4 separate regions of the Homo sapiens genome follow, and regions 2, 3 and 4 are each linked to region 1. Evidence: read pairs that join two places in POLR2A ChIA-PET (ENCODE). Cell type or tissue: PC-9. All regions are shown on one strand.

Region 1 (4,000 bases):
TGAGTTAGCACGGACCCCACAGGTTAAGGGCTCAGTCCTACAAGACTGCCCTCACTTCAGACACCAATTGCAAGTAGTAGGTCCCCAGGTTACCCACAACTTCTGTCTGACTTGGCAAAAATCAGAGGTTCACACACCCTCTTTCTTGGAGTCAATCATTTGCTAGAATGGCTCACAGAACTGAAGAAAACAGTTTATTTACTAGGTTTGGTTTATTACAAAGGATATTGCAAACAATACGGATGAATAGCCAGAGGAAAAAGTACAAAGAACAAGATATGGGGGTATGGCCATGGAGCCCCATCTGCCATCTCTGGGTGCCCCACCCTCCACACCTTCAGCAACCTGAAAGCTCTCTGAACCCTGCCCTTCTGAGTTTTTATGTAGGCTTCCATACATAGTAGGCATGATTGATTAGATTGTTGCCCATCGGTGATCAAATCAATCTTCAATCTCTCTCTCCTTTCTTCCCTCTAATCGCAAGGGTTTTGTTCCCTGGCAACTAGCCCTCATCCTTAGAGACTTTACATCTCCTTTACATAAACTTAGGTGTGATCGAAAGGGATCTGTTTTGAATAACAAAAGATTCTTTGTTCACGTTTATCGCTCCCACCACTTATGGTTTCAGGAGCTGTGTCCAGGAAACAAAGACAAACATATATTTCTTATTATACATCACAATATAACAACATTCAAACTGTTACTTGCCTTTAGGAAATTAAGATTTGAGAAGTATAAGTCTAGCCAGTACGTGGTGAGAATCCTAGAGCAGGAGTCAGAAAGCCTGGTATCTGCTTCTGGCCCAGCCACCCATCTGCCAGGGGAGTGACTCCTCTCCTGAGCTTCAGGTTTCTCAACTGAGGCCCAGAAAGGGAGGGTCACACTGGCCCTGCCTGCTAACCACACTGCTGAGGGCGGTCCCAGAGCAAGACCTGTGTAGAAACTAGGCTGTCCCAGTGAGAGGTGGTACCTTGAATTACTAGAACAGACTTGCCCAGAGCTAGTCATGCACACCTGGCTGGCACGCGAGTTCCTGTTCCCACCCACAAGTTTGGCACCGGAGGTGTTCTGGGGCCCAGGAAGGGAGAAGAAGCCTGAGCAACATGATTAGAGGGGCCACTCCAAGGACAGGGCTGGCCCCCATGGGGAACATAACCAGGATGCAAATTCATTGTTCAAGGCATGCGAAGACTCAGCTCAGTCCAAGCTGGGAGCAGCCTCCCAAGAGGATTGGCAGCTTACAATGATCAAAGTCATGGGGGCGGCAGCATCTTGCTTTGAGTTCATCTAGATAGCAATAAGACTCCAGGAAGGTTGCAAAGGGAACAGAGCTCAGGTCCACCTTCTTGAGCAGGCAGACATTAGGCAGGTTTCCTTCAAAGAACAGTTCATCTAGAGGAAGAATGGCTTAAGCAAGCATGTAGGAATAGCGGGATCAAGAGATGCTACAAACTTCACATTCTTTATACTAGACCTCCACTCTGCTGTGGACGTTGGTCTGAGCCCTTCCAACCACAGCCTTGCTCTGAAAATCCTGTTGCTCATATGTGGGTCCTGTTCTTAGTCCCAGAAGTCCCTACAGAACATGAGTTGGAGGAAGGAGCTGAAGAAATGAAACTAACATCACTATGCATACCATCCCTTGAATTCCTAACACCTTCTTGCAAATTAAGAAGGTATTAGAAAACATTTTTCTTTCTCCTGTGAGCTTTGACTGTACTAAGAATGGTGTGTGTGTGTGTGTGTGTGTGTATGTGTGTGTGTGTGTATGTCTGCACTGGACACTAGCCAGAGGAATCTGGCATGTCTGTTCGTCATAATGACGATCCCTAAAGAGTAGCTCCGCTGGAGACCCAGGCCTGCCCTGGTTGGTGCTGTAGGAGTCAAGGTGTCCTCAGGTATCACTTGAGTGTCCAGGCAAAGGCCGATTTTTTTTTTTTCTCAGGGATTGCTGCAGGCTGAATGACTCAGGCTTGGGACATATTCCAGTGGGGTGAAAGAAGTAGATCCTAAGATAAAACAAATCTCTGTTGGCAAGAGCAGATTTCCCAAAAAGTAAATGGAGGATAGCTGGCATTTTGAATAGAGGAGAGACCCAAAGATGTGCATGAAGGTAATTTCATGTTGGGAATAGGAAGGTCTGGAAACGTGGACCCTATGGAGAGGTTTGCTTCTAAGGTGCTAACTCTTTCAGACCCTTGTATGACCTACGACCCATAAGTAATGGAGCCAGGACCCACCTGCAAGATTTCAAAGGACCTGCAAAATGTTTGAGACTTAAAATAAGAAATTTGCTGAATCTAGAATACTAAAATGGCAAACATTGAATTTATGAATATTTTATGAAATGGCTATAAAAACATAACTACATGTCAATGAATCCACTACAGATTAGCTCACCAAGTTACAAAGACATATGTGACATAAGATGCAGGAGCAATTTAATCTATTTGATAGGCTGTGAGGTGGGGCTGCAGAAGTCAGAATGCTCTGGGCCCAGATCTTGAGGAAGGTCCAAAATGGTGAGATGAAGTGAGAATCCCTTTTAGGGGCCTGTGGGTTCCTCCAAGCATGGAAATAAAGGAAAATCTTGGGTTCTTTCGAAGGAAATTCCAGGCACCTACCTGGCCCTGAGAAATAAATAAGGCACTTGATAAGCAAGAAGGTAATAGTAGCCTAAAACAATATCCAAGAAAGTTAGAGTCCAGAGATGTTTGGTTTCCTATAGAAACTACAGATCACATCATAACATATGTCCCCGAGTTGTTTTTCAGAAACCTGGACTCCCACCAAATGGATTCTTTGGCAGGCAGACCTCAGATAAGGGGAAATAACGACTGAACTCTGACAGCCATTCTTTGTTCTTGGAGGAAGTCACACTCATGAGCAAGAGCAAACATTCTTTTCTGCTAACCCCGAATTTTAAACCAAGCTTCTCTTCCTTAGCTAATTGCAAATCAGAAAATCTCTGAATTCACCTATGACCTGCAAGCCCTCACTTCTCATGACCAAACCAATGTGTAACCTCTGCGTATTGATTTGCGATTTCTTCTTGTAACTTCTGTTTTCCTAAAATGTATCCTTGCTCTTAAAAACCTTTACTTGCAAGCCATTAGAGAGATTGGGTCTCAAGTATAAGCCTCCTAACACTCCTTGCTTTGTGCCCTGCACATAAATGCCTTCCTTTCTCCCATTGCAAATCTCAGTGTAGATGTTTGGTCTTACTGTGCTGGGTGAGTGAACCCCAGTTTAGTTTAGTATGATAACAATAGTCAAGTCTGAATCACTCACAGATGGAATAGGGAAGTGCAGGTAAGTATGGCTTGCCCAGCCAGACAGTTCCAGGGGCACCTGTCCTAGTAGAAGATAAGGTGTTTATAACTTCCTTCAGGGGCTTGTAACAATGTGGGTTGTGGTTCCAGGAGCAGTGGGGAGGGGCACAGGCCACTAAGTTAAGCCATGACAAAGGGATTATACAGAAGAGACATAAAGTAGGATTTCCACTTGGCCATGTTTATGAAGTAAAGAGACCCTGGGACATAGGGATGAAGGGAAAGAACATGCTATGATTCCAAACATTTGGCTTCATGCTGCACCTGCCATCTTCCCTGCTTGGCACACCATCCCCCCAACTTCTCCCAAGATTGCCACTCCTTATCCTGCAAGGCCCCCTATGATCAGCTCTCTTTACATCCTTTTCTTTCAAAGTATGTTTCACAGTTTGTAGCTAATCAATGCCTTCCTCTCCATTAGAATGGCAAAGCCATGTTCATTTGATTATGGCCATATCCCAGTCACTCAAAGACTCTCAACAGATATTTGTTCAATGAAGGACGTTTAATATTAAATTTTTTAAAAAAGAGCCAGCTGCATGTTATTCTGTAACACCAACAAAAACAAGACGAACTCATGTTTGCTGAGGGTGTTATTCTGTAACACCAACCAAAACAAGATGAACTCATGTTTGCTGAGGGATTAGAGACCATGTGATGTAAGTCAA
Region 2 (4,000 bases), 130 kb after region 1:
CAGGTATAGGCAACTGTCACAGAAGTTAAAGAGCAAACGATAGGAATACTGTTATATTGCCTTTAATGGTAAACTCTGAAGGGTAGTCTTCTAACCAGGAACACTTCTTAACTAGGTGATACTAACTATGTGATTAAGGAGGTAAGGCATGGACTTTCAAGCAAAATGGGGTATAATACATTCCCTAAACAAGTATGTTAAATTTCTGGTGTAGGGCTGGTATTTGGCGTTAATCCGATTAACAACAAAAACAAACAAACAAAAAAAACACTGTATTGAGATGTAATTTACATGCCACAGAATTCACTCTTTTAAGTGGTACAGTTCAGTGGTGCTTTCTAGCATATTCACAGAGTTGTTCAACCATCACTACAATCAATTTTAGAAAATTTTTACCACCCCAAAAAGAAACTCCATACCCGTTAGCAGTAACTTTCCATCCCCCTCAACTCAGCCGCTGGCAACCACTGACCTCCTTTCTGTCTCTATGAATTTGCCTATTCTGGACATTTCATAGAAATGGAGTGATCCAATAGGTGGTCTCGTAACAGTCTTCTTTCACTTAAAGTACTGTTCTCAGGGTTCATTCATGTTGTAGTATGTGTCGATACTTCATTCCATTTTATTGCCAAATGAGATTCTATTAGATGGATATGCCACATGTTTTTTGTTTTTTTTTTTTAATCTAGTCATTGGTTGATAGATTTTTCTTTGTTTTTGATAATGAGCTTCACTAAGTTGCTGGTTTCTTCTTAATGCTGTGAAAATTTTTTTTGTTTTTTGTCTAAATAAGATCTTGCAGAAAACCCTCTAGGACTGGACCTGCAGTGGTAGGAGAAGGTCTCTGTGGTACCTTTGCGAAGTGTAGGATTGTTTAGGAACAGAGCTTGAAAACTTCCACAAGTTTTCTATCCCATCATAGCCAGTGATATTAGATAAATTACATCCTTGAGGGTCTTGTATTTTAAAAGGCAAGATAGAAGTCCTCCAGCTTTCATCCACTTTATCTGCTGCTCTTCACACAAAACTTTTTTTTTTTTTTTTTTTTTTTTGAGATGAGGTCTCACTGTCACCAGCCTGGAGTGCAATGGCATGATCATAGCTCACTGCAGCCCTGGGTTCAAGGCATCCTGCTGCCTCGGCCTCCCAGGTAGCTGAGATTTTAGGCATGAGCTATTGCTCTTGGTTGAAACTTATTTTTGAAATTGTCTTCCCTTATTGCCTCTGCTTCTGAACTCTCCATTTGTTCCTCTCCTTCCTTTCTACTTTTTTGGTTGAAGTCAACAGTGACATCCCTGTGCCAAGTCCAGAAGACACTTCTCTGTTCTCAGCAGAAGGAGCTCTCAGCAGCACTCACCACCCTCCTTAAAGCCTCAGCTCCTCCTGCTTCCTGGGGCCTCACTCTCCTGGCCCTCCCCCCAGCTGCTCTTCCTCCTCTTCTCCACTTCTCAGTCTTGGTGTGCCCCTTGGTTTGGTTATAAATTTTTCTTAAGCACAAGTTCACACACAACTGCGTGACTCATAATGGATTAAAGCAAGTTCCATCAGGATTTTTTTCTCAGTAACACTGTGTTAGTCTTGTTTTAGTTGTTTTTACTTCAAAGCAGTACATTCTAGTTCTTTTCTATTGTTGATAATTCGGACTATTCACATGTGCTCTGATCTCAGTGAGGTGTTCCTGTGCAGACACTGCCAGCTCTTAGACACTGGTCTGTGCCTGGTATATCCCTCTCTGCTTTCTGTGGCATGGCCATGTGTGTGGTTTCCCACAAGAATAAATGCACATTCTGGGTGTCAAAGGAATTGAGTTACATGTACACACTGAACCCAGCCTGTTCATATTTTCATTTTTTAGTATAAATAAAAATAGGTGGTAATCTCTTAACCAGCTCAGCTTGTTTTGCTGAGTCATTCTTATATCTGATCTTCAGATTGCTTGATAAATCTTGAGTTTTTATTGACTAATGTTTGTTTTTTTAATGTTTTAAAAAATCTGAAGCCCGGAATTACATCTAAAAGTTACCTGTTTTGTAGGAAATGAGGCAACATGATGTGCAGGAACTGAATCGAATCCTCTTCAGCGCTTTGGAAACTTCTTTAGTTGGGACCTCCGGTCATGACCTCATCTATCGTCTGTACCATGGAACCATTGTTAACCAGATTGTTTGTAAAGAATGTAAGAACGTTAGCGAGAGGCAGGTAAATATGCCAGAGTATTTTAGTAATAAGTTATGTTGTAAATTATAATCCATGTAATTAAATGTATGATATATACCACACAAGGATTAAAGTGTTTATTACTAAAAGTAATTTATTGAGTTTTTTTTTCTTCTAACTACACCTAAATCATGAGCCTATAATCCAGATTTCTCCATGTAGATTGAAAGAAGCAAATATCTTGAAACTTAATCTTTTATTCAGTACCCTAATATTTGGAAAATAGATTTGGGGGATATTTACAAATAGAAGACTGTGGCCTCATGTGAGAAGCCAGTGTCATCATGGTTGGAATATTGTAAAGAAAGTTAATTAGGGAGGTAATAAAAATAGATAATACTGAGGACCAAGGAGTGTTTAATTTGACAAACATTTGTAATTAAATATGGGATTTAGTTTATTAATATTCTTCAGAAAGTTCATTTATATATGTGTGCTTATGTTTATATATTATATATAAAGCTATTGTAATCCTATGTTAATTAGTATAACCTTCAGTTCTTTGTAATGACACATATTGCCCATTTAATCTAATTGGAAATTAGAAATTGGAAATTTGCTCATGTAAATGTAATCCTGTTTGCCCTACAAATCTTATATAGTCAATTATCACTGAATTCATCACTGATCCTTTAATAAAAGGCTGCTTTTGTTATTTATGCCAAGGAAGTTTGTGTATTTGTATCAGGACAAAATTACCATTTTCTTTTTTTTTTTTTTTGAGATGGAGTCTTGCTTTGTCGCCCAGGCTGGAGTGCAGTGGCACGATCTCAGCTCACTGCAAGTTCCACCTCCCGGGTTCACGCCATTCTCCTGCCTTAGCCTCCCGAGTAGCTGGGACTACAGGTGCCCGCCACCATGCCTGGCTAATTTTTTGTATTTTTTTAGTAGAGACGGGGTTTCACCATGTTAGCCAGGATGGTCTCGATCTCCTGACCTCATGATCTGCCCACCTTGGCCTCCCAAAGTGCTGGGATTACAGGCATGAGCCACCGCGCCTGGCCCAAAATTAGCATTTTCAAAGGTGTTAATTGCTTTCTTGAAAATAGATGTGTATATAAAAATATGTGATTTTCAGGATGCTGAGGCAGGAGAATCGCTTGAACCCGGGAGGTGGAGGTTGCAGTGACCTGAGATTGCGCCACTGTGCTCCAGCCTGGTGGCAGAGCAAGGCTCCGTCTCAAAAAAAAAAAAAAAAAAGAGTGATTTTTTAAGTTTGGAAATAATTAAGATGTTGCGTGTGTCTTTGAATTACTACATGCTTGACTTAGCTATGATGTAGTAAATCAGAGTATTTTCAAAACAACATATGTAAGGCCATTATAAATTAAAGACATTAACTTTTCACGTATATATTATAAACCATATACTGTATAAATGTTACTTTTGGTACTTGAAATCTTCACCATGAGTTAACAAGTGCCCTATTTTCATTCCCCAAAATCTCTTAAAATAAAGCTGTTGCACACACATACAGAACTATAAATATAAATTAAATTTGCCAAATTGTAAGTGCTTATTACTAGAAATATTGTGATTCAAATGTAGTTATAGCAGATTTCATAAACCCTCTTTTTACAGACTATTCTCTTGGATTTTCATAGGAAGACCTTCTTATCCTAGCTTAACGTAATTCTTTTTTTTGAGATGGAGTCTCACTCTGTTGCCCAGGCTGGAGTGCAGTGGCGCAATCTCGGCTCACTGCGACCTCCGCCTCCCAGGTTCAAGCAATTCTCCTGCCTCAGCCTCCCCAGTAGCTGGGACTACAGGCATGCACCACCAC
Region 3 (4,000 bases), 200 kb after region 1:
GCGAGTATATTTTTAATAGGCCCAACTCTTTAGCTATGTTTTTCTTTTTATCAGGCTTTACTTATTTAGTTTTTCTAGTGCCTTGAAGTATATTACTTATATTTCTTTTTAATCTTTTCAGCCTCAGTAATAAAATTAATATAAATGAGTCAAATTCTTATCTCCTTATTCTTTGAAGTTAGGATTATATAGAGAGAGTAATGTTGAATGAGCTATAAAATTGGCATAAAGTTACTTTTTAGTTGGGTTACAGTAGTTCATGTTAACTAATGCTAAAAATGCCTTGGTGATAGAATTCTAGTTACATATAGAATTGGATATAGATTGTAAAAGCATGTTTAATCAGTATGTTTCTACGTGAAAAGTAAATAAAAGGTTCTTTTTTTGGTAATACATCTGTACACAACACATGGGAAATGCACTCATGTGTCACTTAACAACATGAATATGTTTTGAGAAATGCATCGTCAGATGATTTCATCATTATGTGAACACGGTAGAGTGATTTACACAAACCTAGATGGTAGAGCCTCCTACACACCTAGGCTATGTGGTGTAGCCTCTTGCTCATAGGCTACAGACCTGTACAGCAGCTTACTGTATTGAATACTGAAGGCGAATCATAACACAGTGGCAGGTGTTTGTGTATCTAAACAGAAAAAGGTACAGTGAAAATACAGTATTATAATCTTATAGGATCACATCACATGTGTGGTCTTTGACCAAATCATTATGTAGCAGGTGATTATATATTTCATTCTTTAGAATTTCCTAAAATTATCTTTCCGGTAGTGTCAGCCTGTAATTTCCTTAAGACACAAGAGGAACTTCTCATGCACTTAGTTGACTTCTAATCTCTCTGTAATTTCTTGCTATGCATTAGTGGCATGCTCAGCAGTAAAGACAGTTAAGGCAAAAATAAGTGAAGACAGTCTAAATTTAGTTGCCAGCTTTTATATTGTTTTTGATGAGAAAGCATTGTGTTTTTCCCTTTTTTTAAACAAACTTGGAAAGGCCTTCTTATTGTCAAGATTTCCTTATAAATAAACATTTATTGGGCATTTACTATGTGGCACCCATTGTACCAGGAACTGGGGAGACAAGATAGATGGCCTGCCTCCTCTTGAAAATTCTGTTGTTTTGAGGAGGCAGATTAAACGCCTGCACACAGACAGACAGACACACACACACACACACACACACACACACACGAGGAACAGGTTGGGATGAGTGTTATGATGAGGAAACAGGAAGCTAACATACAGAATGCAGCCAGCATATCCTACCCAAAAAGTCCTCTTTGAGGAAGGAGAGAATGTGGAAAAGTACATTCAAGGTAGGGGCATAAGTGTCACAGACCTCTTGGGAGTCTGCCGACAACATGTCCCTGCCTGCTTACCTGCCAGACAGGGCCTCCTCATAAGACTTGGATGCAGAGGCTCTTGAGTGGAATTTTAATAACCTATTTACAATATCAAAACATGGCAATGTATTTCAGAAACACAAAATAAGTTTCAAGTTCCTTGTAAACATCCCGCTCTGTCCTTTGGAAGGTGCTTCTGGGAACGAGCCTGCGCAAGTTTCTCTCCTCTACTTGGGAGACATAGAGATCTCAGAAGATGCCACGCTGGCGGAGCTGAAGTCTCAGGTCAGACTTCTTCCTGCACCATAACTTAGTGGTAATGTGGCTTCTTCCAGTGAGATATTAATATATTCTTCTATCTCCTTTTCCCTCAATTACAGTCTGTTCTGATATGGCATTTGTCATATGCCATGTTCAGTGGTAAGTACCCGCAGGCAATACACGCCCATGGTGCAGACGGCTCCTCGTGGCCTCACTGGTCCCTCCTCTGACAGGCATGCTGTGCTTTTGTTTCAATCTATCCTCAGTGACTTGCGGCTTTTGTTCATTTTTATTTTTTTAGGGAAACATGGTTTCTTGGAACATTTGTAAAGCATTCACTTTATCCCTTTATTTACATTGTTTGTGTACCATTGTGACCCATATGTTAAATGTTGTTATGAAAAGCTGTGTTACCAGTTTTCCAGGAGGTTAGAACTCCAGCTTTTATGTTAGGATGCTAAACTAGATATTCTAGGTATTGTGTTGTTTCTTATGCATTAACGTTCACAGAGAAGGAGGGTTTTATCCAAATGGAAGGGCTGGATTAAGCACAATGCAGTGTTGAAGCAGCATCCGCCTACTGTTGGACTGAAATGAGCATTCCTTTCTTCTCTTAGAGGAGAAAATGTGGGGCCTATATATGACTAGTGGTTGTTGATGTTTGGCTTTTGTGCGCCCTCAGTATATGAAATACCCTTCCTCAAGAAAAAGCATATGTTGGCTGGGTGTGGTGGCTCATGCCTATAATCCCAGCACTTTAGGAGTCTGAGGCAGGCGGATCACTTGAGGTCAGGAGTTTGGGACCAACCTGGCCAACATGGTAAAACCCTGTCTCTGCTAAAAGTACAAAAAAAAAAAAAATTCACCTGGCACGGTGGCAGGCACCTGTAATCCCAGCTACTCGGAGGCTGAGGCAGGAGAATCACTTGAACCCAGGACAGGGAGGTTGCAATGAGCTGAGATTGCGCCACTGCACTTCAGGCTGGGTGACAGAGTGAGACTCCGTCTCAAAAAAAAAAAAAAAAAAAAAGGAGAAAAGAAAAAGCAGACAGCCTTATTCTCATGAGAACAAATGGGAAAATACTTTTTTTTTCTCATATTAAGTTGAAAGATATAAAATTGCTGTTTTTAGGTCAAAAAATGGATGAATATTGGTAATTTTAGAGGCTCCAACCTAAGTATATCAGTAGGGGCTTAAAGTGATCCCTTCAGAATTAGAACAAGCAGTTTGGGCCTACTGATTGCAGCCAAAGATTTTGAAATACTTCAGAATCAAAAGCTGATTCATCGGCAGAGCAGACACTGGTGGAGGATTGCGCGGGCACGGAAGAAGGCTGCTGTTGTGTCCCTTGTTGTACTGTTAGAGCGGGCTCTGCCCTGGTGAATTCTACTCCCATGGAAGTTAATTCCAAAGTTTCATTTTTTAAACATGATGATTAAAAAGAAGCTTTTGACTCAGATTTAGAGAGAGGGAACTCACTTCTTTCTCAAGGTGATTTCAGTGCAGAGGAATATGAAGACCGCTCAGGGTTAGTGTTATTTAAGAGAGAGAGAGATTCCTGTGACTTTTAAAATGATGTTATCATTACTTGAGATACTCTTTCCTTGAGATGCCACTGTGTAGTGCTTCATTTTTTTTTTCTAAAACAGTATGTTTTGAAGAGTGCTTTTTAAAACCGTTGGAGAAATGTCTGTTTCTTTTTCTAGGCCATGACCTTGCCTCCTTTCCTGGAGTTCGGTGTCCCGTCCCCAGCCCACCTCAGAGCCTGGACGGTGGAGAGGAAGCGCCCAGGCAGGCTTTTACGAACTGACCGGCAGCCACTCAGGTAGGTTCCTTGCTGGACGCAACACTGTCCCTCTCTGCTGCTGACGCACTGGCTGGTGTGAGGGATGGAGGAGGAATCAGTCTTCTGAGCTGAGTGACAACAAAGCCCATTCCTGGTCATGCCACGCTTGTGACTTGGGTGACACTTTTCATCATAAACTCCAGCAGGCCTTCAGTTTTCCATGTTAAGTATAAATGTAGTGTTGTATATTTTTTCTGTGCTCCAGTGACTGTGACATTATATAACTTAAAAGCATTTGGAGTGAGATGGAAAGTAGGAGTGGCTGTTTCTCACTCAGAAATGTTGGATTCAGCTGATCCTCCTCCTGAAACTTTGAACTTAAAGAGCAGGTTTGGGTCATTTCCTTTGCAAAAAGCAGCCTTGAGGCTTTTTGTTTCTTTCTTTCTCGTTTCTTTCTTTTCTTTCTTTCCTTTCTTTCCTTTTCTTTCTTTTCTTAATAGACAGGGTCTGGCTCTGTCGCCCAGGCTGGAGTGCAGTGGCGTGATCATGGCTCAACTACAGCCTCAACCTCCTGGGCTCAAGTGATCCT
Region 4 (4,000 bases), 150 kb after region 1:
GATTTTGTCATTGTGATATATTAAGAAGTATATATTTGGTCATCCTTTCCAGTTCCCATTCCTAGCACAGAGCTCCTTGGAACTTCCTGAGTGATAGGAGTGTCTTTTGTTATTCATAATGGGCCCCTTTCCACCAAACCTGAGTTGATGTTAATGAAGTCACTCTTAGATGCCTCAGGATGGAGGCTGGTTGCCAGAGAAGCCAGTCCCATTATTAGAGGGTTGAAACTTTCAGCCCTGCTTCCCTGACCTTGGGGAGGGGAGAGAGACAGGAAATTGAGTTCAGTCACCAGTGACGAGTGATTTATTTAATCGGTCATGCCTCTGTAATGAAACTTCAGTGAAACCTCTTGAAAAATTAGGTTTGGGGCATTTCTGGGTTGGTGAACACATTTTCATGCTGGGAGGGTGGCCACCGCGACTCCACGGAAACAGAGTTTCCTGAACTCTGGGCCCTTCTGGACCTTGCCCTATGTCTGTCTCCATCTGGCTATTCATTTATATCCTTTGTAATAAAGTGTAGTATAAGTTCCTGAGTTCTTAACTGTTGTTCCAGAAAATTATGAACCTGAGTTGGGGTGATGGGAACCCTAGAATTTGTAATCAGCCAGGCAGAAGTGTGAGTACCCTAGGGACTCCGTATGTAGTTGGTGTTTGAAGTAGGGAACAGTCTTACGGGACTGAGTCCTCAACTTATGGAGTCTGTGCTGTCACCTGATAGTGTCAGAATTGAATACAATTGTGTGACACCTAGTTGATGTCAGAGAATTGGAGAATTGATTGTTGTTTGAAAGACCAGTCCCTCGACTCCCTCCTTTGGGTAGGCCTAGGCTTTCTCTCCCCAACTCTGCCCTGTATGGGCATCAAAATGGAAGTTCAGTGTCAGCAAGATCGGTGTCTTAGTCCATTCAGGTTCAGGCTGCTCTATCACAACACTTAGGCTGGGTAATTTGTAAACAACAGAAATTTATTGCTCACAGTTCTGGAGGCTGGGAAGTCAAGATTAAGGCACCAGCAGATTTTGTGTCTGTGAGGACTTGCTCTGCTTCATAGATGACTCTTTCTTGCTGTGTCCTCACATGGCAGAAAGGACACACAAAACTCCTTCAGGCCTTTTTTATAAAGGCACTACTCCCATTCATGAGGGCTCATCTTTTGTGACCTAATTATCTCCTGAAGACCCCACCTCTTAATACTATTGCATTGGCGGTTAGGTTTCAACGTATGAATTTTGGGGGAACCTAACTACTCTGGCCATAGCAGTTGCACATCTGGAGGCCTCATCTTTGGATTTCTTCCCCACATTCCCATTTCACTTTTTTGACCTCAGAAGAGTTTTCCCTGATGTTCTTGCAAGCTCATGGTGTGTTTAAGATGTTTTTATTTGTTTTGGTTTTACTTTATCTAGCATTTTTAGTAATTTTGTAGCAGGATGGTTGTATCTGGCCTGCCATATTTTTCCATCACTTATTGATTATTTATTTTTGGCTTGCATTGTTTAGGACTATCTGTATTTCTGGTTTTAAGTCCATTTAAAATACTTCTGCAAGATGGCATGTATGGAAATAAAAGGCAATGAAAATAACTTACCGGGGAATTTTGACATGTTCCCCAATACCTTCATAAAATGGGGTGAAAACTTGGATGGTCAGGAAATAGAAAGGAGTATTTAATCTGAGCCTGGCCTGCAAAGATGAGTAGAATTTCCTTAGGTCAACACAAGTGAATGAGACCATACGGGATGAAGACCAGAAAATACTTTGAACTGAATTTTAATGAAAACTCAACATATCAAATTATGTAAAATGTAGCTAAAGTAGTGCTAAGCTGGAAAATATTGGAACCCACTGTGTGTATTGTGCTAGAAGGTTTACTTGTTTCGTATTCCCAATTTACAACTAAAGCCAGAGAGATGAAGTAAATTGTCCAGGATTGCTCAACCAGGAGCTGGAATTCAAAGCCAGGTCTGCCTCATTCCAAGCATATGCAGATTATTGTGATGTTTTTACCACCATTTCATCATCTTGAAACCTTTTTTTTTTTTGACAACGTCTTGCTCTGTGTCATCCATGCTGGAGTGCAGTGGCGCAATCACGGCCTACTGCAGCCTTGACCTCCTGGGCTCAAGCAGTCCTCCCGCCTCAACCTCCTGGCTAATTTTTTTTATCTTTTTGTAGAGTGTGCTGGTCTCTCTATGTTGCCCAGGCTGGTCTTGAACTCCTGGCTCAAGCAGTCCCTCTGCCTCGGCCTCCCAAATTGCTGGGATTACAGGTGTGAGCTACTGTGCCTGGCCAACATTCCTATTTTGTTACTTTTTAAGGGGTTAGTGATAGAAACTCATACTGTTTTCCTTCCTAGGAGGAAAAAAGTAAACCAGATGTGAATCTGAAAGATCTCCAGAGTGAAGAAGAGATTGATCATCCACTGATGATTCTAAAAGCAATCTTATTAGAGGTATAGTATGTGTGTGTATGTATTTGTATGTATGGTATGTATTGTGTGTATGTGTGCATGTGTGTATATATGTAAGAATGTATGCGGTTTAATTGCTAGGTGTGATATTATTACCATTCATAGTCTTTCCTTAAGGACATTCTCTGTATCTATATTTTAATGATGTTTGTGGGGATTTTCTGGTTATGAATGAAATACATATTCATGGTAGAAAATTCAAGAAAAAAACAGAAAATATATACAAAAGATAAAAAGTATAAGTAGGCCAGATACTGACAGTTATTGTTAACACTTTGATATATATTCTTTGCATTCTGTTTTCTTTATGTTTATATATGTATATTGGAATTGGGTTATGACTTTTTTGGCTATTATTGTCATTTTAAACCAAATTGAGCTTTACTAAATGCTGTTTTGCAATTTATTGCATTTCCATATTATCCTTTTAATGTCTATGTGACCTGAAAGTGTGTCCCCTTTTTCATTCCTAGCACTCACTGATAATATCTCAAGTAGATGACTTTTAAAGTTTGTTTAATATGCTGTTTTAAAGATGTGAGGTCTTCTTTCATTTATTCATTCATCCTTAATAAATGATTTGTTATAATTCCTGCTAGGGACCTGGGTCGAGTACTTTAATTATATTGATCTATGACTATTGTATGAATTTACTAGGGCTGCCATGACAAAATGCCACAGACTGCATGGCTTAGATGATAGAAATGTATTTTCTGACAGTTTTGAAGGCTGGAAGTCCAAGATTAAGGTGTTGGCAGTTTTGGTTTCTTCTGAGGCCTCTCTCCTTGGCTTGCAGATGGCCGTCTTCTTCCTGTGTCCTCACATGGTGTTTCTTCTGTGTGTGTGCTTCCCTGGTGTCACTTTGTCCAAACTTCGTCTTCTTATGATAATGCCAATCAGATTTACTTAGGGCCTACTCTAAAATGGAAAACAGCCTCGTTTTACCTTAATCACCTCTTTAAAGGTCTAATCTCCAAATGTGGTCACATTCTGAAATATTGTAGGTTAGGAATTCAACATATGAATTTTGGGGAGATACAATTCAGTCTGTCACCGCTACATCTCACCCCCTTTTAGAACTTGTTTATACTTCAAAACATTTAGATAAGACATTAATCATCTTTGTTTTTGTACTTACGTATCTCTTCCAAAATTCTTGTTTAATATCAGTAATTTACACATTTAAATGGAAAATTCCTTTTTAATGTTGGGAATTTACGAAACCTTGAGCTACTTTTGATATTGCTCTTCAAATGGAAGATGGCACATGGAAAATGGCAAAAATCCAAGTTTTCTCAACTGAGGCTTAACCAGTTTTTAAAAAACTTTTTATAATAAAATAATTATGATGGAATCAACTTACGTGTTTGCTGTTCTAGGCATATTTAATTAGGTATAATCCTGTTGGTCTCTTTGAATTTGTTAAGTATGCAATTATTTCTCATCAGATTTTCTTGAGTGACTGTGTTTCTCTCATAAGGAGGAGAATAATCTAATTCCTGTTGATCAGCTGGGCCAGAAACTTTTG

Evidence for each region. ChIA-PET counts read pairs that join two places held together with the same protein. Peaks named below come from ENCODE experiments on the same cell type or tissue, not always from the same donor. Only the 100,000 strongest peaks of a DNase experiment are listed, where the experiment ranks them.
Region 2: POLR2A ChIA-PET joins it to region 1 with 20 read pairs; 6 of 35 experiments call an interaction of 5 or more read pairs at or near these places.
Region 3: POLR2A ChIA-PET joins it to region 1 with 12 read pairs; 4 of 35 experiments call an interaction of 5 or more read pairs at or near these places.
Region 4: POLR2A ChIA-PET joins it to region 1 with 12 read pairs; 5 of 35 experiments call an interaction of 5 or more read pairs at or near these places.

What each region holds. Positions count from the first base shown.
Region 1 is chr2:233,688,529-233,692,528 of GRCh38, reverse strand. The region is part of intron 1 of UGT1A8 (UDP glucuronosyltransferase family 1 member A8); the gene reads right to left. All of the region lies in intron 1 of UGT1A10 (UDP glucuronosyltransferase family 1 member A10), which reads right to left. All of the region lies in intron 1 of UGT1A9 (UDP glucuronosyltransferase family 1 member A9), which reads right to left. The region is part of intron 1 of UGT1A7 (UDP glucuronosyltransferase family 1 member A7); the gene reads right to left. It also overlaps UGT1A and a transcript of UGT1A6 not described here. Among named protein-coding and RNA genes, the nearest start is that of UGT1A6, 2.4 kb to the left of the region's middle. RefSeq lists enhancers at 287-893, 894-1,501. In PC-9, no CTCF peak of the experiment used is centred here; DNase peaks (open chromatin) are centred at 938, 1,858 and 2,868; H3K4me3 peaks cover 2,643 bases; H3K27ac peaks cover 4,000 bases.
Region 2 is chr2:233,555,054-233,559,053 of GRCh38, reverse strand. It overlaps USP40 (ubiquitin specific peptidase 40), which reads left to right. Exons shown (of 32, transcript NM_001365479.2): 5 at 2,035-2,199. Among named protein-coding and RNA genes, the nearest start is that of USP40, 9.7 kb to the left of the region's middle. In PC-9, no CTCF peak of the experiment used is centred here; DNase peaks (open chromatin) are centred at 1,503 and 1,903; H3K4me3 peaks cover 1,674 bases; H3K27ac peaks cover 2,844 bases.
Region 3 is chr2:233,488,815-233,492,814 of GRCh38, reverse strand. It overlaps USP40 (ubiquitin specific peptidase 40), which reads left to right. Exons shown (of 32, transcript NM_001365479.2): 26 at 1,554-1,648; 27 at 3,332-3,450. Among named protein-coding and RNA genes, the nearest start is that of USP40, 76 kb to the left of the region's middle. In PC-9, no CTCF peak of the experiment used is centred here; no DNase peak of the experiment used is centred here; H3K27ac peaks cover 1,306 bases.
Region 4 is chr2:233,540,722-233,544,721 of GRCh38, reverse strand. It overlaps USP40 (ubiquitin specific peptidase 40), which reads left to right. Exons shown (of 32, transcript NM_001365479.2): 9 at 2,359-2,454; 10 at 3,953-4,000. Among named protein-coding and RNA genes, the nearest start is that of USP40, 24 kb to the left of the region's middle. In PC-9, no CTCF peak of the experiment used is centred here; a DNase peak (open chromatin) is centred at 2,021.